Linked DNA regions of Mus musculus: all the other regions are linked to region 2. A link is a loop called in an ENCODE intact Hi-C map of the cell type or tissue named here. Cell type or tissue: heart. All regions are shown on one strand. Each heading gives the region's core, and the rest is flanking DNA. Links, peaks and the distances in the headings are about the cores only. Region 1 overlaps Itgb3 (integrin beta 3). Region 2 has its middle 13 kb from the start of Myl4. Region 3 overlaps Itgb3 (integrin beta 3). Region 4 overlaps Gm11639. Region 5 overlaps Efcab13.

Region 1 (6,144 bases), core at 828-5,827, 70 kb after region 2:
CTAACAGGGAGAAGATAATGGTAGTGATGGTTGGCCTTTCTTGTCATGTTGGAGAGGGAACAGTCATGTCAGATCAAAAGAAGGCAGGTGTAGGGGCTGGAGAAGCCCTTTCACCACACCACTTTGTCAAAGTTCCTGAATGCCCTGTGTGGGCACAGGCTATGGGGAGCTCTCAGGTCTAAGGAGCTGGCTCTAATCCTCAGACGGATGCTGGCAGAGAAGGAGGAAGGATTCAGAACAGGGCAAGAAAAAGGGCAGGAAGTCTGGGAGATGTAGATCTGAATAGTCCTTTGCTTTCTGGGTTTTCGCCCTTGGGGTGCCTAAACTGCTGTTTGTCTCTATGGGTTAGAGCTCTTCGAGCAATGCGCTAGGTCCCCTGCTCACCTGCAGGATCACTGTTAGTGTGGTGGTGCGGTAATTTGTTAACACACTCTAAACTCTCCGGTGGGTGCGAGTGCCTCCTCTACACCCGCCTAAATGTTGTTTTGAATTTCAGAATGAAACACACCATACACACACACACACACACACACACACACACACACACACGAAGCCTTATTTGAATATGCCCGAAGCCGCTCAATGCAATGGCTGGGCACTTCCAAATCTCCCCACGACTAACACACTCTCCCCTCTATTCCCGAGTTATTACTTACTAAAAATCTACATTCTAACTTGGCTGCCTGGACCCAGTTGGGCAGCTCACTCAGGCGGTGCACTCCAGGTTCCTTCACGTGACTGTTGGCTCTCGCTTCTCCAACTCCCAAGCCCGATCTTCCTGCTTCCCTCTCTTGGCGATTCTCCAGCCTCCTTCTTCCCATGGTCTCTTGCCCGGAAAATGTAAGGTCCTGTCTCTGTCTCCCTGCCCAGCCATTGGCTGCCAGCAACTTTATTTACCAATAAGACCCAACTGGAGGCAGACATGTGGATTTCCATGTGATTTTGGGAGCCCAGTTAACACAAATAACATTAGAACCAACCCATAGGTATGGTTGGGAGAACGGGGAAGGTTAGTAGCCTGTGTCATGGGGTGGGCTCCTCACCGCTGGTCTGCTGTCTCCTGGCTCTGTTTGTAGGCCATGGGCAATGTAACTGTGGGGACTGCGTGTGTGACTCGGACTGGACTGGCTACTACTGCAACTGTACTACACGCACTGACACCTGCATGTCCACCAATGGGCTGCTGTGCAGCGGCCGGGGCAACTGCGAGTGCGGCAGCTGTGTGTGCGTCCAGCCAGGCTCCTATGGAGACACCTGTGAGAAGTGCCCCACCTGCCCAGATGCCTGCTCCTTTAAGAAGTGAGTGAACAGCGTGCAGAGACATGGGAGGCCGGGAGAAGGAAGGGGGCCCTGGCGGAGAACTCCCAACTCTGGGGATCTGTCTTAGAGAACTGTTTGCCAAATGGTGCTTTCCTTTTTCCCATGGGGAAGTTGGAGGTGGCACCAGCTGTGCAGGGACCAAAGCAGAACCAGTTGGAGCCAGCCCTCTTCCAGAGTGGCATCTCGAAGCCCTCTGCATGGGGAGGGGGATCAAATAGGACATTCTAACTTTCCGCTGCAGTGTTCTGATTTCTATGGGAGGTGCAGGGGGCTGAGGTTCTGGTGGGCCTCAGGTGCAGGGGGCTTGAGGTTCTGGTGGGCCTCAGTGAAATGGGCATGTTAGTACAGAGCTGCCCCGTTCGGACGTTGAGGAAGCGTCAGTCAGCACAAGTCTATGGCTCTGCTGTTGCCAGGTTCACACAGGTCGTGCCCTCTGAGCTGCGGTAGGGCCCAGGGCTTAGAAGAAAGAGCCTCATGCTGAGATAATGCTCTGTGGTCACTGTCTTGAAATTTAGGTATGTTTGGACAGAATTTTAATTTTTCAGTGGACTCTCAAATCACGTGACCAACTCTGACCTTAAACCTCTGAGAATTGGTGGGAAGTCACCATCACCATCACCAACACCTTCACCATCACCAACACCTTCATCATCGCCTTCACCATCATCATCACCATCATCTTCACCATCCCTATCACCTTCACCATCATCATCACCATCACTATCACCTTCGCTATCACTTTCACCATCACCATCATCATCACCATCACCATCACCATCACCATCACCATCACTATCACCATCATCAACATCTCTGAAGAAGTTTAATGAAGTCTATTTTTTGATCCTATAGTTCCAGCAGTCAGGAGCCTGAGGCAGGGGTTTCAAAAGTTCAAGACCAGGTTAGGTTCTGTTCTCAGATCCAGGGTTGGCTGGCCAGGTCCTGTCTGAGGCGAGGAGGGCCTCTTCATTCCTGAAATCCATGATGCCTTCTGGGTACATGGCATACATACATACATACGTAGAGCTGTCCCTGCCTGGCTTTAGTTGCTGTGTCCTCTCTCCTCTAGGGAGTGTGTGGAGTGTAAGAAGTTCAACCGGGGAACGCTCCATGAAGAAAACACCTGCAGCCGCTACTGCCGGGATGACATCGAGCAGGTGAAAGAGCTGAGTAAGTGCAGCGGGTCTGAGGGTTCACGTGCCCAGGATAAACCCAGGCCACACACAGTTCCCTCAAAGCTCACCAGCTTCCTTTTTCCAAGGTGGAAGAGCAGTTGCCACCTGATGTGCAGGCCTGATGTGTAGTGGGCACCTGGCGAAGGCTGGCTACCTGGGAGTCTCCTTCGTCCTTGCAAATGTGTTCTGGAGCTCACACCTCCTGCTAACTGGAGCCCCAGGCTCAGCACGTGCAAGGACGTGCAAGTCACATAATTCTTAGTTTACTGCTAAAGGAGAGGAAGGGAATGTCTTAGGTTTCATAGATGAGAAAACTAGGCATACACCTGTGGCTGCCGTCCCTAGCTTAGTAGGCGAGTTAAGCGACACTGGGCCTGGTGGCACACGCTTGTGACCCTGTCACTCAGGAGGCTGAAGCTGGTGGGTCTTTACTTTGAAGCCAGCCTGGGCTACAGCTGTGAGTATTCCAGGCCAGCCCCAGGTACAGAGCAAGACCAGCTCTCAAAAAAATGATTTTAAGAAAGTGTTAAGGGGGCTGGAGACATGGCTGCGTGGTTCAGAGCGTGGACTTCTCTTATAGAGGGCACGGGTTCTGTTCCCAGTACCTACATGGTAGCTAGCAACCATCTGTAACTCCAGTTCTGGAGGATCCAGTGCCCTCTTCTGGCCTGCATGGGTACTGCACACACATGGTGCACAGACATATATATGCAGACAAAATACTCAAAATAAAAAACAGAATCTAAAAACAGTGTTAAGTAATGCCCAGGCCTTTGCTTATAGCTTGTTGATTTGCATGGAAACCTCCAGCTTATGAACGTGACCATGTCTGCTCTCTGATAGCTCTTTTGACTTTTTGGACCCCCTCTTCCTCCTGAAATAAGACCAAAGTATAAACAGAGGAATCAAGTTTCTTATTTACCATCATTCTGGCCTGTACTCTGTGCTGTTTTTTAAAGACAATCTTTGCTGCTGCTCTCGGTATATCTGATACGTTGTCTGAGTTGAGAGGGAAAGGGTGGTGCCCAGGAGATGCTAATCTCTGCGCAGATAGCAATCACCTGTTAGGAGGGGAAATGCCTCTTCATGTGAGGGCCACAGTAAGACAATTTCAGGCACAGGAGTTATAGGGATATCAGATCTCTGGGCCTTTGATCGCAGAAGTGAGTTGCAGTGAGGTGGGTGGTTGGGGGTTGAATTCGAAGAAGTGTTTTTATCTTGAGAGACCAGGCCTGCTGTGATCAGCAGGGTGCAAGGATACAGGGGAGGTGTGGGTGTGTGGGTGTGTGTGGGGGGTGGGGGTGTGGGGGTAGGAGTGAGGGTGGGGGGAGGGTTTCTTTGATCTCACTGAGTCTACTTTTCTTCATCTATGAAAAAGAAACTATGGCCCTGCCTAGTGGGGAGAGTTAAGTGACATGAAATCGACAGTTGCTAACAGAGAGTAGGTGTCTACCGACCTCTCTTCCCTTTATCTGCTTGCCCAACGGTTTTCATTCATTTCCTGATGCGGCCCTTGCCAGTTTTACCTGTCTGCATCCATCGGTATATGGTGAGATACACGCAGTGGAGAGTAACTAACCCACAGTGTCTCCCAGTGACCAGTAGGTCTCTGTTTGAGGAGGGCTGAAACCCACAAGCATCATGGGAGTCAGAGACAGGAGATGGCGGTAGAGAGGCACACACAGTCAGAAAGAGAAGCAAAAGGACTGGAAGGGCTGCACAAACCATCTGGGAAGCACTGGGGAAGCAGCCGAAGGAAAGAGAGGGGAGGGGACGCCCGACCGCAGTGTGTCAACTGCTATTTTATGCTGTTTAAATCTCGTGCAACGAGGTACGGTGGGGACATCGTCTTTCTTTCATACATGAAGGTGGTCAGGGTAGATAGGTGCCAGTGCTGATAGGTGGCAGAGACAGGCTTTGAATCAGAATGTACAAATGCTCTGATAGCACGCCCTGCTCGGAGGAAGAAATAAGAACCAGAAAGGGCCAGGGGGGAAAGAAACTTCATCACGGAGGGCCAGTCAGTGCTGATGGCCGAGCTCGACCTCCAACCTCTGTGTCTTGCCTAGAGTCAGGCAGTTTCCCCGTCATACACTTTGCAGATGTCCTATGGGCTGGGTTTGGGGAAAACTCTTAACTTTCTGGGGTTTGATTTGTCTCTCATTCTCCATATTCTCCCTTTGTCAGCGGATACTGGCAAAAACGCCGTGAATTGTACCTACAAGAACGAGGATGACTGTGTCGTCAGATTCCAGTACTACGAAGACACCAGTGGGAGGGCAGTCCTCTATGTGGTGGAAGAGCCTGGTACGTGAGCCCCGAGGCCCCAGCCCTGCCCTTAGGGAGGGAGAGACGACCCTGCTAGGCAGAAATTTCTCCTTGTAACCCTTTCAAACAAAACAGGCCAAAGAGGTAAGGGGGCTCTATATTAAGTACTAGCAGGAAGGTGACTCACCGGGGCTGGAGAGGGCTCGCATGGTTAAGAGCACTTGCTGCTCTTACAGAGGACCCGAGCTTGGTCTCCATGACCAAGGTCAGGTGGTTCACATCTAGCACGACTCTCAACCTTTATATGTGGGCTAGCGAATAGAAATGGGTGTCGTCCTCGTTCTGCTGAGCGAGCCCAGGGAAAGTGGTCATGGGCAGGGCAGAGGGGAGCCTGTGGGTACCTGTGAAGGAACACACGTTACGGTCTGAGCACAGCTTCCTACTCACCCCTGCCCTAGCCTGGGCTCTCAGCCCTTTGCTGTTGGCTCTGCACCTCACCTCACCTCTTTGCTACACAATCTGCTGGTGATCCCGTTGGCTCACAAACCCAAATCATTTGGCTTAGGATTTTGAGACTGGGAGTATAGAGTCATCTGATACGACCAAACAACCCGGGGTCGGGGTATGGTCACTTTTCATATTCTCAGCCAGTACATCCATTTAAAAAAAAAAAAACACACATTGGGAAATGGGATCCACAGGTCTAGCGACCTACAGGTGCCCTTTGACTTCGTGGTGCTGGAAGTAGAACCTGGGGCCTCCTGCAGGTGCAGTATTTCCACAGTCGGACCCTCAGTCGGCGGGGGTGGGGGGGCACATCTCCTACCCCCTGGCTCTGCCTCTCCTTTTAACCAGTCCCCAGGATTTCCAGGGACTCTAGCTGGGAGCAGCACAGGCAGCTGGGGTCCTGAGGTGCAGGAAGAGATTATTCTCTTTCTCCTCACCACCTCATGGCCTTGCAGATGTTTTCTTTGGACGACTGAGTCACCACAGGGCAGTAAAGAGCATTTCCAAATGGATTCAGCCACATGGAATGGGCTCTCTTCATTCTTGGCTAAGGCTGCCAGAAATAACACCATGGGTTCCGTGCAATATTTAGTATACACACACGAAAATAGTAACTTGTTTATGGGAAGCCAGATCGATCTGGACTTCCTATACTTTTGTTTACTACATCTGCCCACGCTACCCAGGCTTGTCTGGCTTTGGGTCACCCACTGGCTAAGAGGGACCTCTAGAGGCACCTGCCTCTGGTCTCCTGCCTCCCACTCCTGGTGATGACAGACAGCTTTCCTCTAGAATTCCACCTGTGTTGCCCAGACCACTATGTGAAAATTTCACTTTGAGGTTTGAGGGTCAGGCCTATCCCAAGCTTTCAAAG
Region 2 (6,144 bases), core at 775-5,774:
CTCCTGGAAATAGCTCCAGACCTGGAAACACACAGCTGTGATCCCAGTGGTGGAGAGGTGAAGGCAGGTCCGATCATCTTTAGCTACATAGTGATTTTGAGGCCAGCTTTGGCTACAAGAGATCCTGCTTTAAAAAAAAAATTAGCTCCGTGTTAGCTCCACACTTGCTTAGTCTATGTTAGGTCCCCAGCACTTTAAAACACCTAGAATACAGACTTTAGCGCAATAAGCAATTTTACAATCAACAGTGTTAAGGACAGTCACATTGTAGAGCTGGAGAGATGACTCATGGGTCAAGAGTGCTTGCTACTCTTACAGAGGACCCTGAATTTGGCTCCCAGCACCCATGTCCAGGGGTTCATATGCACTTGTATCTCTAGCTTCAGGGAGTCCAACGCCATCTTGGCCTCTGAGGACACCTTCATGCACATGTTACACACACACACACACACACACGCACACGCACACGTACACGCACACGCACCATCTTAAAAGGGGGAAAAGAAAGACTATTTACATGAAGTGGAGATGTCTCTCAATGGTAGAGCACTTGCCCAGCATGCAATGGGCTCTGGGTCCTTTCCCGGGAAGTACTTATTGGTGCCACCCACACCCCAGTCAATCAGCACTCTGTGTTTTGTGTATGTGACTTTGACTACTCTAGATAAATGAGCTCATGCAGCGATTGTCCTATCCATCCCGTGTCATCCATGTTGTAGTTTGTGTCTAAATTGCCAACCTTTTATAGCTGAGGAACACGCCACCGTGTTGTCCCAATAGAGCATGGGAGCATGGTTTTTATTTTTATTTTTTATTTTTTGCTTTTGGTCCTGGTTTCTTGATGTGGGCACATGAGGTGCTTCCTCTGAGCATGGTGCCCCTGGTACCTGAAAAACAGACCAGACTCACTACGTAGTGAGTTCCAGAATAGCCAGGGCTACATAGAAAGATCTTGTTTCATAAACAAAATCAAAGGGGAAAAATTAGATACATCTATAAAACCTCTAACAAAACAACAACAGCAAAACAATAGCCAACCCACCAGCCAAACCACACTCAAACAAAAACGGAAGTGCATTCACTGGTCTCCTTCCACTGAGGTCCAGGGCTGGTGTCATTGCTATCCTGCACACACCCTCAGGCACTGAAGTCCCTTGTATACTGTCTCCCCATGTGGGAGCTGTTCTGATGAGCTGAGGTGCTTGGTGCTTCTTGGCCATCTTGTCCACTGATGAAAAGGCTCTGGAGCTTTTCCTACTCTGTGGGAACTGCCATGGTCAGTATGTTTCCTTTGTTGTGTTGGGGACCGTCATGAAGATGGAAGAGATTCCTGTCCTTTTACCTCAATGGGGATGACTTAAGGAAGGCTCTGGCCCTGCTATGGGTTGATGGGAAGTGATGGGACACAGGGCAGTTGCTGTGAGGAAGACCCTAAAGGCCCGTCTCAGCCACCTCCGTTCAGGGTTCCATGGAGCAGTCTGCTCCAGGTCGGAAGTGCAGCTTTCTGGAAAGTCCCCTTATCAGAGGGAATGACTCGGAGGCTGTGAACAGAACCTGGCTTGGAGAATTCCCCCTCCCAAGGACGCCCCTGCCTTCTTCCCCAACTCAGTACCGAGTTCCTGATCCGGCCCACAGTCTCTGCTACCTGTGGGAAGGATTTGAGGAAAGTGGTCATTAGAGATGATGTGACCATGAAATTGGCACCTTTGAGGACAAATGCAAATTTCAGAGCGATAAACAAACAAACAAACAAACAAACAAAACAACCCACAATCAATGTCCTGAACTCTTACTGTGTGACTGTCCCTGTGCTGAGAAGATAACAGCCATTTCCAGCAGCCCAGGAGGTGGGAACTATAGTCCCCATTCAAGAACATTCAGATATAATAGTGATAGTAATGGCTGGGAACATAGCTCATTGGTCAGCTCTTGTCTACCATCTATGGCTCAGTTCCCATCATCATCATCACCACCACCACCATTATCATCAACAACAAAAATGCCCAAATATTTTTGAGTTGGTGGTAATTGTCAACTTGACACAATCTAGAATCACAGGAGAAGGTAGTCTCAATGGGGAATTATGTAATTAGGTTGGCCTGTGGGCTTGTCTGTGTATGAGGGATTATCTTGATTATATTAATTGAGGTGTGATGACCCAGCCACTGAGAGTGGTACCATTCCCTAGGCACAGAATACTGGCTTGTGTAATAGCAGAGAAAGCCAGGAGAAGCATATCACATCCACTTAGCACAACAAGAGCTGCCCCTTCCTCACTAAGGGCTCTGATCTCCCAGCCAGTTTTGGCCAGTTTTACAGTATCAGATGTGATTTTTGTTCTTGTGGAGCCAGTCTCCGATTTGCTACCATTGTGGTGGGGGTGCATCTTGCCTGACTGATCAGTAGGGCAGCAACATTAAAATTATTCTAACCCTTTGAGATACGACTCAGACTTGCCCCTTCCCTGATGCTTTCCCCACTGTTATAGATGAACACACCCCTTAAACAGAACTCTCAGCTTGTTCTCCGTAACAGAGCCACTGGGTTGAGACAGCTGAAGATGTCAGAGCTAGAGACCTTTTAGATTTCTAGGGTCGTGTAATCACCCGAAGGCAGTGTTTAGCAGCACAGTGCCACCATGTGCTTGGCGTCCTGCAAAAACCCTGGTTACTGGGTCATTTAAGGTAATGTATGTTGGTGATGGCTAGGGTGCCATGTTCAGTTCTTACCAGTAGATGGCGGAATTGCAACAGTGTGCTTCCAGCAGGAAGCCCGAGTGTGTGTCTGAGGTGCTTAGCCTGGGCTGGAAGAAACTCCAGGAGTCACTTAGCTTATCTTTGAGCCTTTAGACAAACGCAGAGCTTGTTTATTTTAAAAGGAAGCACAGCCGTTAGTTAGCCTGCAAGCTTCATCACAACGTTTGGCAATGCAGGTCACAGAGAGGACATTGTTGTGGAAATATGAATTCCTGGCATGACCCAGTTTGGCTCCTAAATCATGTTCCCACTTTGTCTTGGTTCCATAGCTTGTAAGGTAAAAAGGCAGACTGCGTCATGTTTAAAACTTTTTTCTTATGCTTAGTTAATTAATTGTGTGTATGGTGTGTGTGTCTGTGTTTAGTTGTGAGCTGTCTGATATGGATGCAGGAAACTGAACTCAGGTCCTGTGGAAGAGCAGAGGACACTCTTCACTGATGAGCTTTCTTGCTTGCCTTCTACTTCATTCATTCATTCATTCATTCATTGAGACTAGATGTCTCACTGAACCTGGAGTTCACTGATTTGGTACAACCAGCTGGAGAGTGAGCTCTAGGGACCCACTTCTCTCTCCCTCTATAGAGGGATTACAGACGATGCTGGCTAGTTTTACGTCAACTTGATACACGCTGGCATCATCAGAGAGAAGGGAGCCTCAACTGAGAAAATGTCTCCATAAGACTGAGCAAGCCTATAGGACATTTCCTTAATTAGAGATTGATGGGCCCAGCCCATTGTGGGTGGTGCTGTTCTGGGCTGGGTCCTGGGTTCTATAAGAAAGCAGCTGAACAAGCAAGGATGCACAAACAAGCCAGTAAGCAGCATCCCTCCATGGTTTCTGCATCAGCTCCTGCCTCCAGGTCCCTGCCCTCTCTGAGTTCCTCACTTCCTTCGGTGATGGACTAGGACGTGGAAGTGTGAGCCACATAGACACTTTCCTTCCCAGCTTACGGTTGGTCATAGTGCTTCATCACAGCCACACTACTCCTCACTAGGACACAGAGGTAGCTGCTGGAGGTGCTTTTGTATATGGATGCTGGGATCTGAACTCAGCTCCACAGCCTTATGTTGGATAGAAAGAATCTTGTGTATATGGGCTTTGAACCTGAAGTGGTGAGAGAGAACTCACTCGAAATAATGCACATGAGTAGATTTCTTTTCTTTTCTTTTCTTTTTTTTTTTTTTTCAAGACAGGGTTTCTCTGTATAGCCCTGGCTGTCCTGGAACTCACTTTGCAGACCAGGCTGACCTCAAACTCAGAAATCCGCCTGCCTCTGCCTCCCGAGTGCTGGGATTAAAAGTGTGTACCACCACGCCTGGCTGTTTGCCACTTTTTAACATTGAATCTGTCCGTCTATCTTTCTATATTTATTGGTTGATGAATGTGGTGTTTGTAGTTTTTTCTGTAGGTCTGTGTGTGTCTGGTGTGTGTGTGTGCGCAGGCGCACATGTGTGTGCACATGGATACAGAGACCACAGGTAGATGCCAGTTGTGCCCCACCCCCACCCCCACGCCTCCCTCTCCCTCTATTTATTTGGAGACAGGGTCTCTCAGGGAACTGGAAGCTCATTTATTTGACAAGGCTGGCTGCCCAACGAGCTTCAGGAATCTACTTGTTTCTGTATCTGCTCCTCTTCCCCCACCCCAGTCCTGTGGTTACAGGCATTGACCAGCCTATGCCAATTTTTATGTGGGGTCTGAGGATCCGAATTCAGATCCTTACCCTTGTGTGGCAGGCTCTTTACTACCCGAGCTAACCCCCAGACTTTAAGATTGTGTTTCAATCCCACTTTGAACTCAGGTGTTCTAAGGTTTTCTTTGCCAGCTCCTTGTCATAACTTGAGGTCTGTAAGGAGAGCACTTAGCTTTCCCCGTCCTGACGTATGAGAAAATGCTGTGGAACTCTTCCTTCAGCCCCGTCAGTCTCACCTGTTTCCTTATTTAATTGTTTGCAAACTACATAGCTAGAATTTCCCTGCCGAGTACCACTCATTCCTTGTGCGCAGAAACAGGAATTCTTAACCATAAAAGACTCTCGCAGGCCTCTGTGTACTCCTTTTTCCAAGAACAGGCTTTGTGCTTTGCTATCATATTTTCCGGGGGGGCGGGGGGAGGGGTCAGAGATCCATACAAGGTCAAGAAGTGCTGTTTGGAGCCTTTGTGGGATTCTGTTTATCTTCTCACTGGATGTTTTGACATTGCATCTGGCCAGGCCAGTCTTCCTCCCAGGCCACCATGAACTTGACAACAGTTCTTCTCATTTTTCCCAGAACGTGTGTTTTATTTCCATCCCCTGGTCCCTGACCCCTGACCCCTGACCCTTGCCCTTCCTTGGGGGCTTACTTTGGTTTAGGGAGGCAGTTGCTGCTTTTTCTCCTGTGGTCCCTCTTTTGGCAATGGGAACGTCCTCCCGGAACTCCTCTGCCTCAGCTCAGGGGTTGTCTCATCACAGAGCCGGCCTGCTCCTGCTCTGCTTCCTGACCCTTAGGGTTACACCTGTTTGTTGCCATGCCCCGTGCTCCCCCGGTGCTCCTTCCAGAACTTTCTGGATCTGTGTAGGGCACGTGCCCCTCACCTGGATGCAGACTCCCCTACTACTGGAGTCACATTTCCAATGTCCTTTTCTCAGAGCCTGATGCTTTGCACTGGGCTTCCATCTTCCGAGGACCACGGTCGTGTTCCCTCCCTGTCTTTGGCGCTCAGCACTTACAGGCTCCTTCCCCTCCTAGTTTAGCTTTTCTTTAGGATGGAGTCCATTGTCAAATAAGAATAATTTCCATCTCACGAACATTGGTCATATGTAAAAGAGTACTTTCAAAGATGTATGTATGTATGTATGTATGAATGTATGAATGTATGTATGTATGTATTTGGGTTTTTTTTCAAGACACAGTTTCTCTGTGTAGCCCTGGCTGTCCTGGAACTCACTCTGTAGACCAGGCTGGTTTCAAACTCAGTGATCCACCTGCCTCTGCCTCTGGAGTACTGGGATTCAAGGCCTGTGCCACCACCACCTGGCCAAAGATTTATTCTTTACTTATGTGCGTGAGTGTGTCTGTGTAGGTTTGTGCATGTGAGTGGAGGTGTCTGCAGAGTTGTAGTTGGTTGTGAGCTATCCAACTAGGGTGCTGGGAATAGAACTCTGGTTCTCAGCTGTACGTACTTTTAACGTCTGAGCCATCTCTCCAGCCTCTAGTTGCAAAGAATATTAGTCATTTTGTATTTGCCGACATCAGATATGCTATGACTTGTTGGCGACAGAAGCATCACGGTGTAACTGAGCTGATGTAGGGACAGAGAGCTAGAGTGTCTGTTTTCCATGGGAGACTTTGATGTCAGAGAACACGGTGAGCTAGCTGCTGAGTCTGGCTGGTTTGGTCTGATTTC
Region 3 (6,144 bases), core at 651-5,650, 58 kb after region 2:
ACGCCGTCACCATACACATCATTTAAAAACAATCTTTAAATTTAAAACATGCCCCATAAACATAAAGGTGATACCTTTGCTGATCTGTAACATCGTTCACTTCAGTGAGGGAAAGAGATATCACTATTAAATTAGTGATAAAATTATTAAATGATTAATAATAATAGTTGATATTATTAAATTATTATATCATTATTAGATTAGCTAAATTAGTGGCAAGAGATCAGGACCCCAGTGATGAAAACTGGCGCATGATAGCAGTTTGAACTAGGGTGAGAGGCAGGGGTTTCAGCTCATTTTAATATTTACCAGTATTTCAGTTATGCTGTTCTACCAAGGGCGCACCCAAAGGAGCAAGCTGGGAGTGCTGGATGAGGTCGGCCTAGGCAAGGCCTACAGGAGAGCCTCAGGGCCCCTTCACCTCTTCTGGGATGATTGGTTCAGGGTGTGGTCTGGGGGAGGGGTCCCAGCCAGCCACCCACTCCACAGAGCCTTGGCAATTCCCACCTCCTGAAGTGTCGAAATGTCTGGTCCTGTGTGCTCCACTCCATTCCCCCTGCGGGGAGGGAGGACTCCTTTGGATGCCACACCCATTTTACTGCTCCTCACCAGGGTGTCTGGTGCCCATTGAGCCTCATCTTGTCCTTGTGACACTGTTATCACATCCTTAGGGACACATGTTCATGGAGTGCACAGCACATGTGATTCCTGACCTCTCAGAGCCAATGTCCTGCACATCAGTGTTCTTTGATGCCTGCCTTGGGGTCATCACGGGGCAGGAGTGTTAGCTGTGACTTGGCTCCTTCCTAGCCTGTGGCCTCTAAGCATGCAGGTGGCTGCCTGGTCACCCCCCCCCCCGCATCCCTCCCCCCCTCCCCTGCGCTTCAGGCTTGGTCTTTGAGGTTGCTTGTAGCTCTTACCTGTCTCCCCTCTACCTCAGACAGCATGCTTCCTCCCAGGCTCTTTCCCGCCTGCTGCACACAGATGGGCTTCCTCTGTGGGCTGGGCCTTATGCTGTAGCCACATGGGAGGAACAGGTATCAACAGACAATTTTACTGTTTATTAATATACCAAAGTGTCTGTCTCATCAGGAGTCACAACCTGCTAGAACCCAGAAGTGAGTTGTCCGCAGAGTCCCTAGAGAGAGTGAATCATGGGTGGGGGACTCGTGGGCAGTCTCATGGAGGTAATGTCTGATGGATCTCCAAGGAAGGCTGGTTCTCACAGGAAAGGAGTGGAATTGTAAGTCAGTCTGGAAGTCTGGCTTTTCAGGGAGAGTAACCATGTTCCCTCTGACTGAAACCCCTCTTCCTCTTCTCCCACTCTTTCATTTTTTTGCTCCCTCCTCTGGCTTTCCTATGAACCCAGCCTAGGCCTCCCCCACCCACCCTTTGGCTGGAGAGGTACCAACACTGTGACATTACTAGACTGTGGTTTCCTTTTAAGGGCTGACTCTGCCAGGGCCTGGGGTCAGCCTACTGGCTCCGGCTACCCTCTTCCATTTCCACTCTCTGGCTGGCCCAGCAGATCCTCTTGTCAAAGATCACTTTGTTTTGCCTCACAAAGGAAACACTGTGGGATTCAGGTTCTGCGGAGGGCTGTGGCTTCTTCTGCGTCCTGCCAGGCCTCTGTGGCATCCTCCTTTCTCCATCCAGGAACCTGGCTAAAAGCAAGCGTAGTGGACAAGGTGGAGCACCTACCCTCTGGCATCCCCAGGCCCAGCTGCTGCTCGGGAGGGTTGTCTGATTAGAGCTCACAGCTGCTCTTTCTTTGGAGCTGACAGGATCCGCCTTGCGTTCAGAAGTTGACCAGTGGAGGAAGGTTGTGCAAGGGCAGTTCCGCTTCCTCAGAGTGGGCCCTGCTCTGTGGTGCCACCCATGCTTCCAAACTCACCATGGGCTCAGGCTGGAAGGAGTTTCTATCCTAGACCACATACCTGCTGTGTGTGTGTGTGTCTCTGTGTGTGTGTGTGTCTGTGTGTGTCTCTGTGTGTGTGTGTCTGTGTGTGTGTGTGTGTATGTATTAGCATCCATGTGTGGACATCAGAGGATTATTCTGCCATTCCTCAGGAAGTGTCTACCTTGCTTATTGTCTCAGGGTCTCTTGCTAGGACCTAGTTTGTGAGCAAGCCCCAGGCATCTGCCTGTCTTTGCCTTCCTGGTGTTGGATTTACAAATACAAGCCAGCATACCCGGCTTTTTTTTTTTTTTTTTTCCAAATGGGTTCTGGGGATAGAACTCAGATTTTCTTGACCATGGCAAGCCCTTTACTGATGGATCTATTTCTTAAGCCTCAATGGCTTTTATATCCTTTAGAGAGCCCAGTCTCAAGACTTAAAAGTATTTCTGGTTCCCAGCTTTTCTGCCAGCCCCAACTTTATTTCTGTGGGCGGCTTGCTTCTGGTCTCACCTTTTTTTTTTTTTTTTCTTCCTTAAACAAAACAAAACAGATTTCTAATTAATTAATGTCTTTCAAGACAGGGTTTCTTTGTATAGTCTTGGCTGTCCTGGAACTAGATCTATAGATCATGTTGGCCACAGAAATTCACATGCCTCTGTCTCCTGAGTGCTGGGATTAAAAGGCATGTGCCACCACCACCTGGCTATTTTTTATGTTGCTAAAATGATTTCTTTATTTTTAGTTTTATGCTCATTGGTGTTTGCCTGCATGTATATCTGTGTGAGAGGATTGAATCACTTGGAGCTGGAGCTACAGACAATTGTGAGCTGCTGGGGATTGAACCCGGGTCTTCAGAAGAGCAGCCAGTGTTCTTAACCACTGAGCCATCTCTCCAGCCCCCTTTATGTATACAGGTGTTCTGTGTGCCTGCGTGTCTTTACATCATGTGCATGCAGTACCTGTGGCGGCCAGAAGAGGGCACTGCATTTCCCTAGGAATGGAGTTACAGACAGTTGCTAGCCACCCTGTAGGGTGAGGGACTCCAACTCTAGCCTTCTAGAAGAGCAATCAGTGCTGTTAACTGCTGAGTCATCTCTTCAGCCCTAATGTATAGCCTAGGCTGGCCTTGTGATCTTCCTTCCTCTGTCTCTTTAGCATATACTGTGGGCCCCCCTACAACCAGTCTGTTCTAAGAAACATGTATTTCTTTCTAAGGGAGTACTGTAGCTGAGTTGTATTTACGTGTTTGAGTCTTGAACGATGATGTATCTATGAGAGGGCAGTGCAGGACTACAAGTGTAGGGGCCCATAGTGCCCAAAAAGACAGTGGGTTTATCGAGAGCAGCGGGTGTGATCTTGTTACCATCAGAGTATGGCCGTGTACCACCCTCCCTCCCCTTCTTGGAGTGACTGATGTGATTTTCAGACCACTATCTGCTCCTTATCTTTCTTCCAATTAACAGTCATATTTTGTTTTTTTTTTCCATTTTTTATTAGGTATTTAACTCATTTACATTTCCAATGCTATACCAAAAGTCCCCCATATCCACCCACCCCCACTCCCCTGCCCACCCACTCCCCCTTTTTGGCCCTGGTATTCCCCTGTACTGGGGCATATAAAGTTTGCAAGTCCAATGGGCCTCTCTTTCCAGTGATGGCCGACTAGGCCATCTTTTGATATATATGCAGCTAGAGTCAAGAGCTCCGGGGTACTGGTTAGCTCATAATGTTGTTCCACCTATAGGGTTGCAGATCCCTTTAGCTCCTTGGCTACTTTCTCTAGCTCCTCCATTGGGAGCCCTATGATCCATCCATTAGCTGACTGTGAGCATCCACTTCTGTGTTTGCTGGGCCCCGGCATAGTCTCACAAGAGACAGCTACATCTGCGTCCTTTCAATAAAATCTTGCTAGTGTATGCAATGGTGTCAGCGTTTGGATGCTGATTATGGGGTGGATCCCTGGCTATGGCAGTCTCTACATGGTCCATCCTTTCATCTCAGCTCCAAACTCCGTCTCTGTAACTCCTTCCATGGGTGTTTTGTTCCCAAATCTAAGGAGGGGCATAGTGTCCACACTTCAGTCTTCATTCTCCTTGAGTTTCATGTGTTTAGCAAATTATATCTTATATCTTGGGTATCCTAGGTTTGGGGCTAATATCCACATATCAGTGAATACATATTGTGTGAGTTTCTTTGTGAATGTGTTACCTCACTCAGGATGATGCCCTCCAGGTCCATCCATTTGGCTAGGAATTTCATAAATTCATTCTTTTTAATAGCTGAGTAGTACTCCATTGTGTAGATGTACCACATTTTCTGTATCCATTCCTCTGTTGAGGGGCATCTAGGTTCTTTCCAGCTTCTGGCTATTATAAATAAGGCTGCTATGAACATAGTGGAGCATGTGTCCTTCTTACCTGTTGGGGCATCTTCTGGATATATGCCCAGGAGAGGTATTGCTGGATCCTCCGGTAGTACTATGTCCAGTTTTCTGAGGAACCGCCAGACTGATTTCCAGAGTGGTTGTACAAGCCTGCACTCCCACCAACAATGGAGGAGTGTTCCTCTTTCTCCACATCCTCGCCAGCATCTGCTGTCACCTGAATTTTTGATCTTAGCCATTCTGACTGGTGTGAGGTGGAATCTCAGGGTTGTTTTGATTTGCATTTCCCTGATGATTAAGGATGTTGAACATTTTTTCAAGTGCTTCTCTGCCATTCGGTATTCCTCAGGTGAGAATTCTTTGTTCAGTTCTGAGCCCCATTTTTTAATGGGGTTATTTGATTTTCTGAAGTCCACCTTCTTGAGTTCTTTATATATGTTGGATATTAGTCCCCTATCTGATTTAGGATAGGTAAAGATCCTTTCCCAATCTGTTGGTGGTCTTTTTGTCTTATTGACGGTGTCTTTTGCCTTGCAGAAACTTTGGAGTTTCATTAGGTCCCATTTGTCGATTCTCGATCTTACAGCACAAGCCATTGCTGTTCTGTTCAGGAATTTTTCCCCTGTGCCCATATCTTCAAGGCTTTTCCCCACTTTCTCCTCTATAAGTTTCAGTGTCTCTGGTTTTATGTGAAGTTCCTTGATCCACTTAGATTTGACCTTAGTACAAGGAGATAAGTATGGATCGATTCGCATTCTTCTACACGATAACAACCAGTTGTGCCAGCACCAATTGTTGAAAATGCTGTCTTTCTTCCACTGGATGGTTTTAGCTCCCTTGTCGAAGATCAAGTGACCATAGGTGTGTGGGTTCATTTCTGGATCTTCAATTCTATTCCATTGGTCTACTTGTCTGTCTCTATACCAGTACCATGCAGTTTTTATCACAATTGCTCTGTAGTAAAGCTTTAGGTCTGGCATGGTGATTCCGCCAGAAGTTCTTTTATCCTTGAGAAGACTTTTTGCTATCCTAGGTTTTTTGTTATTCCAGACAAATTTGCAAATTGCTCCTTCCAATTCGTTGAAGAATTGAGTTGGAATTTTGATGGGGATTGCATTGAATCTGTAGATTGCTTTTGGCAAGATAGCCATTTTTACAATGTTGATCCTGCCAATCCATGAGCATGGGAGATCTTTCCATCTTCTGAGATCTTCTTTAATTTCTTTCTTCAGAGATTTGAAGTTTTTATCATACAGATCTTTCACCTCCTTAGTTAGAGTCACGCCAAGATATTTTATATTATTTGTGGCTACTGAGAAGGGTGTTGTTTCCCTAATTTCTTTCTCAGCCTGTTTATTCTTTGTATAGAGAAAGGCCATTGACTTGTTTGAGTTTATTTTATATCCAGCTACTTCACCGAAGCTGTTTATCAGGTTTAGGAGTTCTCTGGTAGAATTTTTAGGGTCACTTATATATACTATCATATCATCTGCAAAAAGTGATATTTTGACTTCCTCTTTTCCAATTTGTATCCCCTTGATCTCCTTTTGTTGTCGAATTGCTCTGGCTAATACTTCAAGTACTATGTTGAAAAGGTAGGGAGAAAGTGGGCAGCCTTGTCTAGTCCCTGATTTTAGTGGGATTGCTTCCAGCTTCTCTCCATTTACTTTGATGTTGGCTACTGGTTTGCTGTAGATTGCTTTTATCATGTTTAGGTATGGGCCTTGAATTCCTGATCTTTCCAAAACTTTTATCATGAATGGGTGTTGGATCTTGTCAAATGCTTTTTCTGCATCTAACGAGATGATCATGTGGTTTTTGTCTTTGAGTTTGTTTATATAATGGATTACATTGATGGATT
Region 4 (6,144 bases), core at 529-5,528, 390 kb after region 2:
ATTTTTATTTTTATTCCACTGAACCATCTAATACTTAGCTAATAGTATGTGAGGAAAAAAGAAGGTAAGGGGTGGTCTACTTGGAAACTGAAAAGGTACCACAAAAGAAAAAAAAAATATATATATATATATGTTGTGGCATGTCAATAAAGTTAGAATAGTCCACATGTATAGTAGTAAGCTGGCCCGCGGCCTACATGAACCAGGTATTTCTGGAAGGCAGGCTAGGGCTGAAAAAGAGAGAGACTAGACGGTGAGAAAAGAATTAAGCTAAGACAAGTTTTCTCTGATCAAGGCCCACGAGTTTACTAAGAGACTGTGCTTATAAGGGGGAAGGCCCATCCCCACCCCACCCCACCCCCACCCCATACCCCCACCCCCGCCAGTCCATTCTTGGTGCCTGAAGCCAGCCTATAGGCAACGTGCAGGATAGGTTGTGTCTCTGGAATGTCTCAAGGGTCTCTCAGCAGGTAGCAGAGTTTTGGAGGAGGGCAGCGGTAGTTGACGTAACAATATAGCCATCTAATTTGGAAGGCTACACCCCAAGTGATCTCCTATTCATTGGCAGCAAAGTCTGAATCAGCCCGCTTCAAGGCTGGGGGAGGCTACATCCACACAATCCACATAGTTTCATTATTGGTAGATCAGAGATGCCTTGGACACTTTACAAATAAAGTCTGTCTAAAATGACTGGGTTTTGAAGCCTAATATTGCCCTCCTGCGATCTGAACAGGTTCTTTTTCCTACAGATGGAAAGGTCTATCTGAAAAGGCTAATGGATGGTATGACGATCGTTAAAGGTAAGAGGGACACGGAGCCAAGCAGATGATTCCAGGACCACTCTGCTTGTCATCTATGCCATTTCCTTGTGATTAAACCGGGAATGATCCACCGGATACTCAGATTACCACGTACATCCATACTATATTTTATAACATATATTATACTACATATTTTATACATGTGTTATACATCCAACTATATTTACCCAGTAAATTCCTTCTGTGTAACTTGGAAAAAATGTCTGTGCCCTCACGCAGTTTCTTCAGGCTTCAACAGAGGAAGAAATATAAAAATCCAAGTTTCACAGCGGTAAGAAATAGGAGAATTACTATACCTTGAATTACCTCAGTCAGTGCAGAGGCTATTAATCTGACATTCACGCCAAAAGTGAAAAAGTAAAAATATGATGAAGGCTCCATGAAAGATGAAAGTGGAGGCACACAAGCATCCCCTGGGAGATTGGGCCCCGCACGCCATGACCACAGTCTCAGACAGATCCATATGCCATCTGACGACCGCTGATATTTTTACTTACTTAAAAGTCAGTAAAATTTTAAGTCAGATGCTTCCAAATGGGGCTCAGATCCCAGCATCCTTAATATAAGAGAAGTTAATTATAAATACAACAAAAGCAAAGCAAAATTAATTAGAAACAAGGGGCAGATTGTCACTTTGCTATAACTTTGTCACCACCAGCTTTCTGAGGTGGGTCTCTTTACAACGATTGGATAGACAAGCTCTGGCTCTCTGTTAGATTCTGCCAATAATTGTTTTCACTAGTCTCTGGTTTTTAAAGTAAAAACAACAGGCCATAATCCTCAGGAATTGTAAGTTTCCTCCCCACTTGAGGGACACTAACTTTTGTTTGTCTCTCTCTTTTCACAAGATGGGAAAGTAGATTCCAGTAAACTGAGCACACTTCTGGGGAACATGGGTGTGACTATCACTCAAAGGGAGTCTGACGATCTCAAAAAAACTCTGAAACTTGATGGTAAGAATTTTGACTATTATCAAGCACTCAGAAAAAGCTAATCATAAAAGCTTATTTTAATATGTACTTACTTGGCATCAAAAAGGCATCCTGAAAACTTGAGCCCAAAGGAAGACCACACCCTCTCTCTAGCCAGCTTCAAGCACATTTTAGAGAATTTTAAGTGCCCCCTGAGACCCCCCCACACACTTCCTCCAACCTAGCTCATTTTTACTCTTTTTCATTTTGTTTTTGAGACAGAGTCACTGTGTAGACCAGGCTAGCCTGGAACTTACAGAGCTCTACCTGCCTCTGCCTCCCAGTGCTGAGATTAAAGGTGTGCACCAGGACGTCTGGCCTCAATCTTTTCTCATGTAAGGTTGAGAGATTGGTGATATTCAAATTCCAATCCCCTCCTTGGTCAGCTCCTGAGCGGATGGCCTCAGTGTTTCTTCTCTAGTCTAACTGAAGTAAATCCAGTCTGTAAGCAGCCTCCTGACATGGATGTAGTGGGCAATTTGAAGCATAGCTTCCTAACTGTGGGTCATGACCTTAATAGAGGGAATGTAAATGAGAATGGGGGTTGCAAAAAAGTGGTGGTGGTAAAAGATTTCTGAAGGCCAAGTAGGAACTCAAACTCACACGTCATAAGCCTGAGGTACTCTGAGCATGCCTCATGGAGCAGCCCTGGTTCTGTGCACTGTGGGTGCTCTGTACCTAGGGTGTGACCACAGCAGCAATGAAAGCTGTCAGGAACACCTTGGCACAGACTGAGACTCTATGGTGTGAGCTGCAGTGGTTTCGCCGTAGCATGCAGTGGATCTCCGACACATGGCGCCTGTGCTTCATACTGTATGTGTACTTTCCTTTTATTTGTCAGAGCGACTTTAATTACATGTGAACTGGGAATTTCATAATTCATTTCAATCAATCCACTTATTAGAAGTTTGGGGCGCTTTTTTTTTCCCTTAACTTCTAGTGATATGCCTTGCTTTAAAGAATACTTTGTCCATAGGACTGGAGAGATGGCTTAGAGGTTAAGAGCACCAACTGCTCTTCCACAGGTCCTGAGTTCAAGTCCCAGCAACCACTTGGTGGCTTATGACCATCTATAAAGGGATCTGATGCCCTCTTCTGGCATGCAGGTGTACATGCAGCAGAGCACTCAAGTACATACATATATATATATATATATATATATATATATATATATATATATATATATATATATATATACATTCATACATACATACATAATATATATCTCTAAGAATACTTTATCCGGTGTTACCAACATTACTAGCTACTAGCCTGCTTGCAAGCCTGTCTTTATCTTTCTTTTTCCATGTGTTCAAAGGGTAAATTTTATAAATAGCATTTAGTTGCAAGTTTTTTTCATTCAGTCTGACAATCTCTGCATTTCAACTGGAGCTATTATTACATTGAATAAGATTACTAATACAGACCTACACAGTCCACGTGGTTGCTGAGTTTGACTAAATGCTCACACCTGCAATCTTAATATCTATCAAGACAGAACTTCAGCACTTGTGCATGAGTCTTCCTCAGACCCTATCCTAGACCACCTCCACCCCAACCCAAAAGCAACTGGTGCTCCTTTTTCCCCCCACATTAGCTCTGCTTAACGAGGAGGATATTGGGTAGTAAAATAACATAGCATGTGTTCTTTTAGGAAGCCTGTCTGCAGCAAGACAATGACTCCAAGAACTAAGTGGCACAAAGCAACTGTCATTGCTGTTTTTGTAATTAGAAATTCAGTAGGTAGGGATGTGACTGGCTAGGTTTGGCTTCTTCTGACCTGTAACATCTGGAGTTGGCTTTGGAATCATTGAAAGTTCATCCGTCACGAGCAGGACTCACGTGCTAGCCATTGGATCGGGATTGGGACGGGCTCCGTTTCACTCCAAGCAGACGCCCCATGGGTTTTTCGTGCTTCAGCTCGTTTGTGCTTGCCCCCACAGCATGAGTGCTGAGAGCCATGTTAAAGCACCGTTTAACAGACAGGGAGGCAAAAACTGCATCCTTTATGGGACGTGACCACGTGACTGCAAAGTCGCATAGTTCTGCTCTCACTAAATGTTATCATCAGAGGAGCAGCAAGACCATACTCTAGTCAGTGCAGCTTCTTGGTGAGGAATGGATCGGCCCCATCTCAAAGGTTGCATGTGGCATGAGAGAGAGGTGTCACACACTTTACTATCAAGTGTGAAGCTGCCGCAGACATTATACAGTGTGGATGTGAGCTTCCTTTTTCTTCGGTTAAATGTCTCAAGAGTGGAAATACTGTGCCACAGTCTTCGGTTTTATAAGAAGTTGACAGATGTTTTCCAAACACTCCCGTCTCAACAATGCTGAAGAGTTCCATTTATCTTCACCTCCTTACTGGCATTTGGTGTTATCAGTTTGGGGGCAGGGCGGGGCGGGGGCAGTGATACTGGGGAACAAACCCAGGCTCGCATCTGTGCTAGATGAAGATGTTACTACTGAGCTAAGTTTCCCAGCCCCTGCTCTCAGGGTGTGGACATTTAGTCATCCTATCCCAAAAGGCCTTTAACTGAAATTTCTCTAATTAATAAGGATACTGGGTGCTTTTTAAAGTACTTATTTTTGTGCCCCTTTTCTCTCTGTAGGTGAAAGACAATTTTGCTTTACTCGGTTTCATTTAAAAATAAATTTAAAATCAATATTCTTAACTAAAACCTGTAAAACTAACTATGGTAAATATACATGATATAAATGCATAAAGAGTATTAAAAATAAAGACATTTTCTCAACTGTCCTATTTGTAAACACCAGAAAACTAAATTAGGTTGCACAGTACATTTAGGTCAGTGGTTCTCAAACTGTAGGTTGTGACCCTTTGGAAGGGTCGCATATCAGATATCCTGCATCTTAGATATTTATATTACAATTCATAACAATAACAAAATTACAGTTATGAAATAGCAATGAAAATAATTTTAAGGGGGGGGGGTCACCACAACATGAGGAACTGTATAAAAGGATCGTAGCATTAGGAAGATTGAGAGCCACTGACTTAGGGTGTGATCATTTATGTGATTGTATTCTTGATTGGTAAATAGCAATTGTAACAGTTTTACTCAAAGTTTAAAATTCTCTGTGAATACCAGCTTATTTAATAAGAATTCTGTTCGAACTGTTTTTGTTTGCTGTAGATGGTTATTTTAGTCTGAACTTAGGATTTCTTCCGATGTTCGTCAGGCCGGTCCCATCTCAGGCAGGTGTTTGTTCATTGTTACCATTTGGACTTCCATTTTATCTCTTCACCCTCAAGAAGGACACAGCAAAAACCTAAGTTTCCTTGAGCAAATTTGCAGTTGAGCAAACTGACTCCTTAGGTCAACATCGCGTTCACAGTGTCAGAGTGATATTCCTGTCCGAACTGTTTGTGTCTTACAGAAAACCATAAAGCAGAAGTAAAAAGGGTGATAAACGAAGCCAAAGTCTTCACAGGTAGGGCATCGCTAAGACATTTTTACTTTAACGATGCATTGTGCTGTGCTTGGATTACCCACCCCCAACCCTATTCCATCATAAGTTTATTAATGCTCATCCTTAAGATATTTATAATGAAAATTTTTTGCATCCAACTTTCCTTATGCCTTTGGCTTTGATTTAGAGTTCAGCCATACAAAGAGGTGGTGATATTTAATAAACGAATTATTTTTTTTTTGTGGTTTCTGACAAAAGCATGCTTATTCTCACTAGTGTTTTAGTGGAGGCCTTGGATCAGCTATTTACAAGCTAAGAGGTCTAGTAGTATTGCATTTATATCCCCTCCCTCCTCCTCCCCTCCCTCCCTCCTCCCCTCCCTCCCTCCTCCCCTCCCTCCCTCCCTCCTTCCCTCCCTCCCTCCCTCTATCTTTCTCAGTTGTCTTGAGACAGAATCTTGCTATGTAGCGCAGGATGAGCTTGCACTTACTGTATAGTGGCAGGGTGGTTTCAGGCTTGAGATCTTTGTGCCTCTGCCTCCCACATGCTAGACTCACAGGCACAAGCATCCTCACCAGTTCTGGTTTCTTGTCGCCCCCTTCCATCCTATCCCTCTTTTGACAAGGCTTGTCCTCTGCCTCCCTGCAGTCACTCTCCCTCGGTGCCTCACCCATCTCTAAGCCCTGGGAGCTTTTAGATTAATTGGCTCTTGTTTAGAATCTACATAAATATCAATGTGATGATGAGGAGGATGATGATGGGGATGATGATGATGATATTTCAGAGAATTAAAGTGAGTCCAGCTGCTTTAGCCATAATCATATCTAGCAGCAATGGAGGAAGACCAGGAAGGCCTGACTTAGTGGCCCATTCTAGATGGTGATTTTCTTCTGGGTTGGGATGCCTTTTTTCTAAGA
Region 5 (6,144 bases), core at 497-5,496, 180 kb after region 2:
GTCTTGCTTTAGAGCTCACACAGGCTCTTTTTAAAGTGGTGGTGATGCTGTGTGTTAGAGAGCTCTTTATGGAACTGACACCCACCTATTGGCCTAGGTGGAGAATGTTTCCATAGTCTCTATTTGGATGAGACTAAGAGAAGTAGTCTTGTTATTATTGTCTTAAAAACTGATTCTCATTTATTGGGATACAATAGTTAAAATATAAATATGGTGTTCCTGTTTCTTCAGCACTGGATTCTAGCTGAGACACAGAGCTCCACGGGCTTTCGATTCCTTTGATACAGAATATGATATTAACCCCTTCACTGTTGTCACAGTCATAGAATTCTTAGGGTTAACAAGCTATTGAAGGACGAGATGTGTGTGACTTCTAGAATCACCAGAAGGTGTCACTACAATCGTCTTGTTTTCTTTGCAAGGATAATTGATGTGGACGGCTTGCAGTTTATATTAAGGGCAGGGGCAGAGAGGGGTGTACTCAGAAACATCGTCCCTCCATTCTTTAGTTCCTTTGTAACCAAATGAATCTGCCTTTAATACTTGCTCCACTGAGAAGCTTTGACAAGATATTTGAACCCATGAGTTACGATTATTCAGTATGGGACCTTAGGGATATCTGCTCTGTTTTGTTTTGATTTGCTGTTTTGAGACGAGGATTCCTGTATTCTAGGCTGGCCTCAAATTTGTTGTGTAATTGGGGATGAGATTGAATTTCTGATCCACCTGCCTCTACCTACTGATGGCTGACATGAGTATGTACCAGCATGCCTAGTTCATGCAGTCCTGTGAATCACATCTGGGGCTTTGCATAGCTAAGCAAACACTTTTCCAGTTGTGCTTTGTCCCCAGAACATAGGATATATTTTTCTTTCATATGTACATATGAAAGATATATATTTATATGTAATATATAACATATTTTGAATGATATATTATCATCTTGAATGATAAAATATATCATACATATATATTTTTTATCTTGCTTATATATGTTTTTAAAAGATTTATTTTATTTATATGAGTACACTGTAGCTGTCTTCAGACACACCAGAAGAAGGCATCAGAACCCATTACAGATGATTGTGAGACACTATGTGGTTGCTGGGAATTGAACTCAGGACGTCTGGAAGAGCAGTCAGTGTTCTTAACCACTGAGCCATCTCTCCAGCCCCTTGCTTATATATTCTAATGTATGATTTAACTAACTTTAAAGTGCTTGAATTTCAATTGGTATTAAACACTCTTAGAGGATAAAGACACAAGTGTGGCTCTTTGCTGAGATCATCTTTATCCTATCATGTAAGACATTTGAATACAAACAATGACCTGTAAAACTCAATTAATTCGGAAATTTTATCTGAGAGTAACGTTTGTAAAAAGAATAAAGAAATTGGGGAATCAAGATTTCTGTGAAAACAATGAAAAGGTGAGAAAACCTGGGTATTCAACAATCATGCAAATTATCTGCTCAAAAGATAACTGTGCAGCCATTGAATAAAAAACACTGTAATAATGCAAAATGGAAAGAAAACTACACAGAAGATATATACACACCACCAATAGACTTATATTTAAAATACATGCATCAGAGAACTTGGGAGAATGCAAGTGGAAAACTGGGAAAGATGGGTAGATTTTTGTCTCTTTCTAGGGGCAAACATGTGTGCTCTGATGTCTTCTGACAGCAGAGGGTGCCTATGACCACGGCATCTGTGCTGACATTCCCTGGCTGCTGAGAAATCTTTTTTTCCCTGACTGTTTGGGGGTTGAAACTGATTTCCCCTTATTATTTTTTTGTGTATTTGTTCAAGTCTCTTAAACTGACATTTCATAGTCTGTTGACATGTGAGGTGGCTGTCACCCTGCACCACACACTGTGAATTGATTTCTTTGTAGTGGATATTGATAAGGTCTTAACCTTGTTTTGTCTGATGTCAACATACCTTTGTTCTATATTTTCTCATGTATTTAATTTAGTTTTGTTGTTTTAATTTTGCTTATTCTACTATTAAATGAATAAAAGATAAAGTTGATGAAGTGCAAAAGAAGCAGAAATATTTTAAAATGAAGACATTTGTTAAAAAATAAACAAAATCTTTAGAAACTAAAGATACTAAAATTAACCATCTGCTAGTGATATCAGTACATTAAACAAAGCCAAAGTAAGCATGAACTGTAAAATGGTCTGAGGGTTTATATGGGGAGAATCCAGTAAAGATTTGGAATATAGGAAAGGGTTAAAGGCATAGGAAACAGGTGTCTAACATTCATGCATACAGGTGGCTGTATTGAAAATATTCAAAAGGGTGTGGCTGATAACTTTTCAATCCACAGAGAGACCTTCAGCTGTTAATTATTGAAGTTCAAAGACTTTTATGCAGAATAAGAAATACATAGGAAAACGTTCCAGAAACTGCACCAAACCCAAAGAGAAACCTTAATTGTATGCTAATAGAGAAGTCAAACTCACCACTTTCAAAGAAGGAACGTATCTCAGTTCTTGATATTTTTTTCCTGGGTGTTGAAATGTTAGGAAGTTTTCATAAGTTGAAGAAGGGACATTTCCCAGATTTGGAGGAATCTAGACAGTGAGAATTTGAAAGTTTAAAGTTTTCCACTAAAGTGTTTAGTCTTTCAAATACTCTGGGTGAAATGCCGCTGCTGTGCTTCTGCGTTAGAGCCAGCAGGGGGAGCCAGGTAGGAGCGGGCTAGACATTCAGTACTGGGATGCAAATTGATGGTTTAAGATGTAGAAAAACTCTCTTCTTTTTAGTACCTTCAGAGGATTAATCCAGGTGTCTAACTGCTTCGGTCCCAGCATTTCATTTACGTTGGTTTAATTTAATGAAATTGAATCTAATCTGAGGACTGACCTCATGAGTTCATGGTTGGAACTCCCATGCTAGGGAGGCATGGAAGGGAGAGGAGACCTCAAACCTCCAATCCCTCGGAACCCTTTTATTTCTCTCAGCATCTTTTTGTTTTTGGAGATGAGGATGCTGTGTCCTTACGGGTGGGGTGTCCTTATGGGTGGGACATCTCCCAACTGAAAGTCTCATGACCTCATTCAGCCGATGTGTCCTTCTTTCTGATCAATTCTAGGATCTAGTCATCTTAACATATTCACTATATTACCAAGTTACAAACATTGCCTTCTTATCCATTTGATTTTGTGCATAGTTTTTTTTTTTTTTTTTTTTTGTTGTTGTTCTGTTTGATATTTTTTCCCCACATTGAACAGGAAGTATTTGCTGGTAAGAAAAAAAAATGAAATTGTCCTTTTCATCAACAGATATTTAAAAAATGATCTCTTTGCTGAACGTGACCCTGCATGCTGTCCTTTAGTCTTACTTATATATACTTTAATAATCATTGCTGCGCACACACACACACACACACACACACACACATTTATCCTATACAACTTGTGACTGTTTTAACACATGGGTCACGTAATGAGTTGTGTAGTGAATGTACTAGGTCCTGAATATCATTAAAAAGCAAATGGGAATACTTAGAACGGTAGCAGAGGGCTTCGGAGTGTATCACAGGCGGGAGTGGTAAGTGCTACGTTATGAAACTTTGATCCCTGTGTGTTGTGTCTGTGTGTTGTGTGAGTGTGGGAGGTGCCCTTGTATCCCCCCAGTCAAACCAATGTGTTGTGATCACAGAAATATGTTACTATATTAACATAATTGTTGCCTCACTACTGTCTTAAAAAAAAGATTTAGTTTTATTTTATGTGTGTGAAGATTTGCCTTCATGCATGTAGGTGTATCACATGCGTGGCTGATACCTGCAGGGGCCGGAAGAGATGTCAGAGTCCCTGGCACTGGAGTTACAGATGGTCATAAGCTGCCTTGTGGGTGCTGGGAAGTGAACCCCAGCACCTCTTGAAGGCAGCAGATGCTTTGAGCTGCGGAACCATCTCTTTAGCCCTTGTGGTAGTAAGTTTGATCCATTTAAACCCTACTCTCTCTCTCTCTCTCTCTCTCTCTTTAACTTTGCAGAAAAAGAGGCGATCTTAAGAAACACAATTAATTATTTAACTGGCGTATCTGCAATGACACGGTTCAAAAGTGAGTATAATAAAAATGAAAGTAAGTTTCTGGAATCACCGCATTGTATTTTAAACTTCTTTCAAACGCCATTTGTTTTTTTCTTTGAGTATTTTCCTAAAGTTTCCTTTGCCTCATTTTAAATGTTGTATCCAGACTTCCCATGCCTTAGCTAATTATTCGAATAATTATTTAGAATGTCATACCTGTAATGACTCCTAAAGGCAAATTACTTTACAGTATACGCACGCTATATTGTAGGGATAACCCCATTGCTCCAGCAGCACACACCCCTCTCGTTTCTGTAAATCTCCATGTGGTTATTCTCTCACTTCAGAAACATGTTGTAAAAGAGCGCATAGTCTGGGGCAGGAAAGCCAGCCAGCATGCTCTCGAAGAAGGAAGGCTCCTGGACTCCGAGAAGGACTCTCCCTTTTTAGACCACATTACTTTTCCTGTCCTCAATGGCTTGCCTTCTGTACTCGCCTCTCGACCATCCTGAACTTGTGCCCAGTTGTTGGCAAACCTTACTGTTTGTGTTATCCTGGAGCGTGCAGCAGAAACGCCTTTGAGAGCTAGCAGTGAATGAACAAAGCCTGAGCTTCCTCAGAAATTATACCCCAAAGGAACTTTTACCTGGCTGCAGTTTGGTTTTGTTAATTGTCTAATTGACTTTAAAGACAAAACCCACTGATGTGTTTCAAAAGCTTTTTGACTCAGAATTCTTTTTTTTTCTTTAAGTTTTTAAAAAAATTCTTTAATTTTTTTTTACAGTCAAGACTTCATCCTCCTTCCCATCTGCCCCCCCCCACCCACTGCTTCCCATCCCATACCTCCCCCCATCCCCTGTCTCCAAGAGGATGTCCCCATCCCCAACTCCACCAGACCTCCCCATTCCCTGGGGCCCCAAGTCTCTTGAAGATTAGATGCATCTTCTCCCACTGAGTTCAGATCCGGCAGTTCTCTGCTGTATATGTGTGTGTGTGGGGGGGGGGGCTCATATCAGATGGCGTATGCTGCCTGGTTGGTGGTTTAGTGTCTGAGAGATCTTGGGGGTCCAAGTCAGTTGAGACTGCTAGTCTTCCCATGGGGCTGCCCTCCTCCTCAGCTTCTTCCAGTTTTTTCCCAATTCAACCACAGGGGTCTCTGGCTTCCGTCCATTGGTTGGGTGTAAATATCTGCATCTGACTCTCTCAGCTGCTCGTTGGGCCAGAGTTCTTTTAAAGATACACCTATTTAATTTCTGTAGGCCGTGGGTTCCAAGGATTAAAAAGGAATTAGTCTCAATGTCAACCACCGTTCTCTTTCATTCCCGTACTTTCAGGTTTATTGAAAGGGGTCCAGACCTTTGATAATATCAGAGGTAATAAGATGCCTGTGGATGAGCTCGTCTCCAACCTCATGAGTACTGGGATGCCAATAAGCCAGAGCACAATGCAGGAGCTCCTGAGACAAGCCTCTGTTGACGGTGAATTCTCCTTTCTTAATTGTACGGTTTCTTCCTCCTAACTATTCAGTGTCTTTTTTAACATTATGTTTCCCGTGCTGTAGAACCCACCCTAAAATGATGCTGATGCTGATGCTGTTGATGCTGATGCTGACTGATGACGGTGATGGTGGTGGTGATAGTGATGATGATGATGTCTACAGTGTGCACCTGTGTGTATGCGTGTGCGTGCGTGCGTGCAGGTCCACATGCGTTTGGATATATCTGCCAGTGAATGTGTGAGGAGGCCCCTGAGACATCAGTTTTCATCGTCATTTCTCAGGAGCCATCTACAATGTTTTTGTGAGACATAATCTTGGGGCTTGCTGTGCAGGCTAGGCCCATGACCAGCAAGCTCCAGGGAGCCTTCTCTCTCTACCTCCTCGGTGCTAAGGCCGCACGTGGGTGCCACCACACCTGGCTTTCCTGAGGAGTCAAACTGAGATCCTCGCTTGTGAGGCAAACGCTTTGTCCACTGAGTTACCTCTCAGCACTGCCTTTATGATTCAGATGCATGATCTTATTTCATCTGTATGTATGCACGCATGTGTGTGCACGTGCGTGTGTTGTGTGTGCATGTGGAGGCCCATGGTTGAT

What was found. Hi-C counts contacts between places; a loop is a spot of excess contacts. Peaks named below come from ENCODE experiments on the same cell type or tissue, not always from the same donor. Only the 100,000 strongest peaks of a DNase experiment are listed, where the experiment ranks them.
Region 1: it touches region 2 in a loop (2.7-fold over the local background); 8 of 42 quality-filtered maps call a loop at or near these places.
Region 3: a loop joins it to region 2, with 3.0 times the contacts of the local background. A loop is called at or near these places in 6 of 42 quality-filtered maps.
Region 4: a loop joins it to region 2, with 3 times the contacts of the local background. A loop is called at or near these places in 5 of 42 quality-filtered maps.
Region 5: it touches region 2 in a loop (10-fold over the local background); 15 of 42 quality-filtered maps call a loop at or near these places.

What each region holds. Positions count from the first base shown.
Region 1 is chr11:104,657,647-104,663,790 of GRCm38, forward strand. Itgb3 (integrin beta 3) reads left to right here. Exons shown (of 15, transcript NM_016780.2): 11 at 1,077-1,299; 12 at 2,390-2,490; 13 at 4,683-4,802. Among named protein-coding and RNA genes, the nearest start is that of Efcab13, 30 kb to the right of the region's middle. In heart, for the core only: a CTCF peak has its summit at 3,155 (motif pointing left); no DNase peak of the experiment used is centred there; H3K27ac peaks cover 1,736 bases.
Region 2 is chr11:104,587,576-104,593,719 of GRCm38, forward strand. No RefSeq gene overlaps it. Among named protein-coding and RNA genes, the nearest start is that of Myl4, 13 kb to the left of the region's middle. In heart, for the core only: no CTCF peak of the experiment used is centred there; a DNase peak (open chromatin) is centred at 2,736.
Region 3 is chr11:104,645,857-104,652,000 of GRCm38, forward strand. The region is part of intron 10 of Itgb3 (integrin beta 3); the gene reads left to right. Among named protein-coding and RNA genes, the nearest start is that of Itgb3, 41 kb to the left of the region's middle. In heart, for the core only: a CTCF peak has its summit at 2,869 (motif pointing right); no DNase peak of the experiment used is centred there.
Region 4 is chr11:104,977,665-104,983,808 of GRCm38, forward strand. Gm11639 reads left to right here. Exons shown (of 108, transcript XM_017314877.1): 93 at 750-800; 94 at 1,670-1,774; 95 at 5,195-5,248. Among named protein-coding and RNA genes, the nearest start is that of Gm25362, 100 kb to the right of the region's middle. In heart, for the core only: a CTCF peak has its summit at 2,891 (motif pointing left); no DNase peak of the experiment used is centred there; H3K4me3 peaks cover 781 bases.
Region 5 is chr11:104,765,572-104,771,715 of GRCm38, forward strand. It overlaps Efcab13, which reads left to right. Exons shown (of 31, transcript XM_030246468.1): 27 at 4,014-4,082; 28 at 5,386-5,529. Among named protein-coding and RNA genes, the nearest start is that of Gm11639, 13 kb to the right of the region's middle. In heart, for the core only: a CTCF peak has its summit at 2,677 (motif pointing right); no DNase peak of the experiment used is centred there.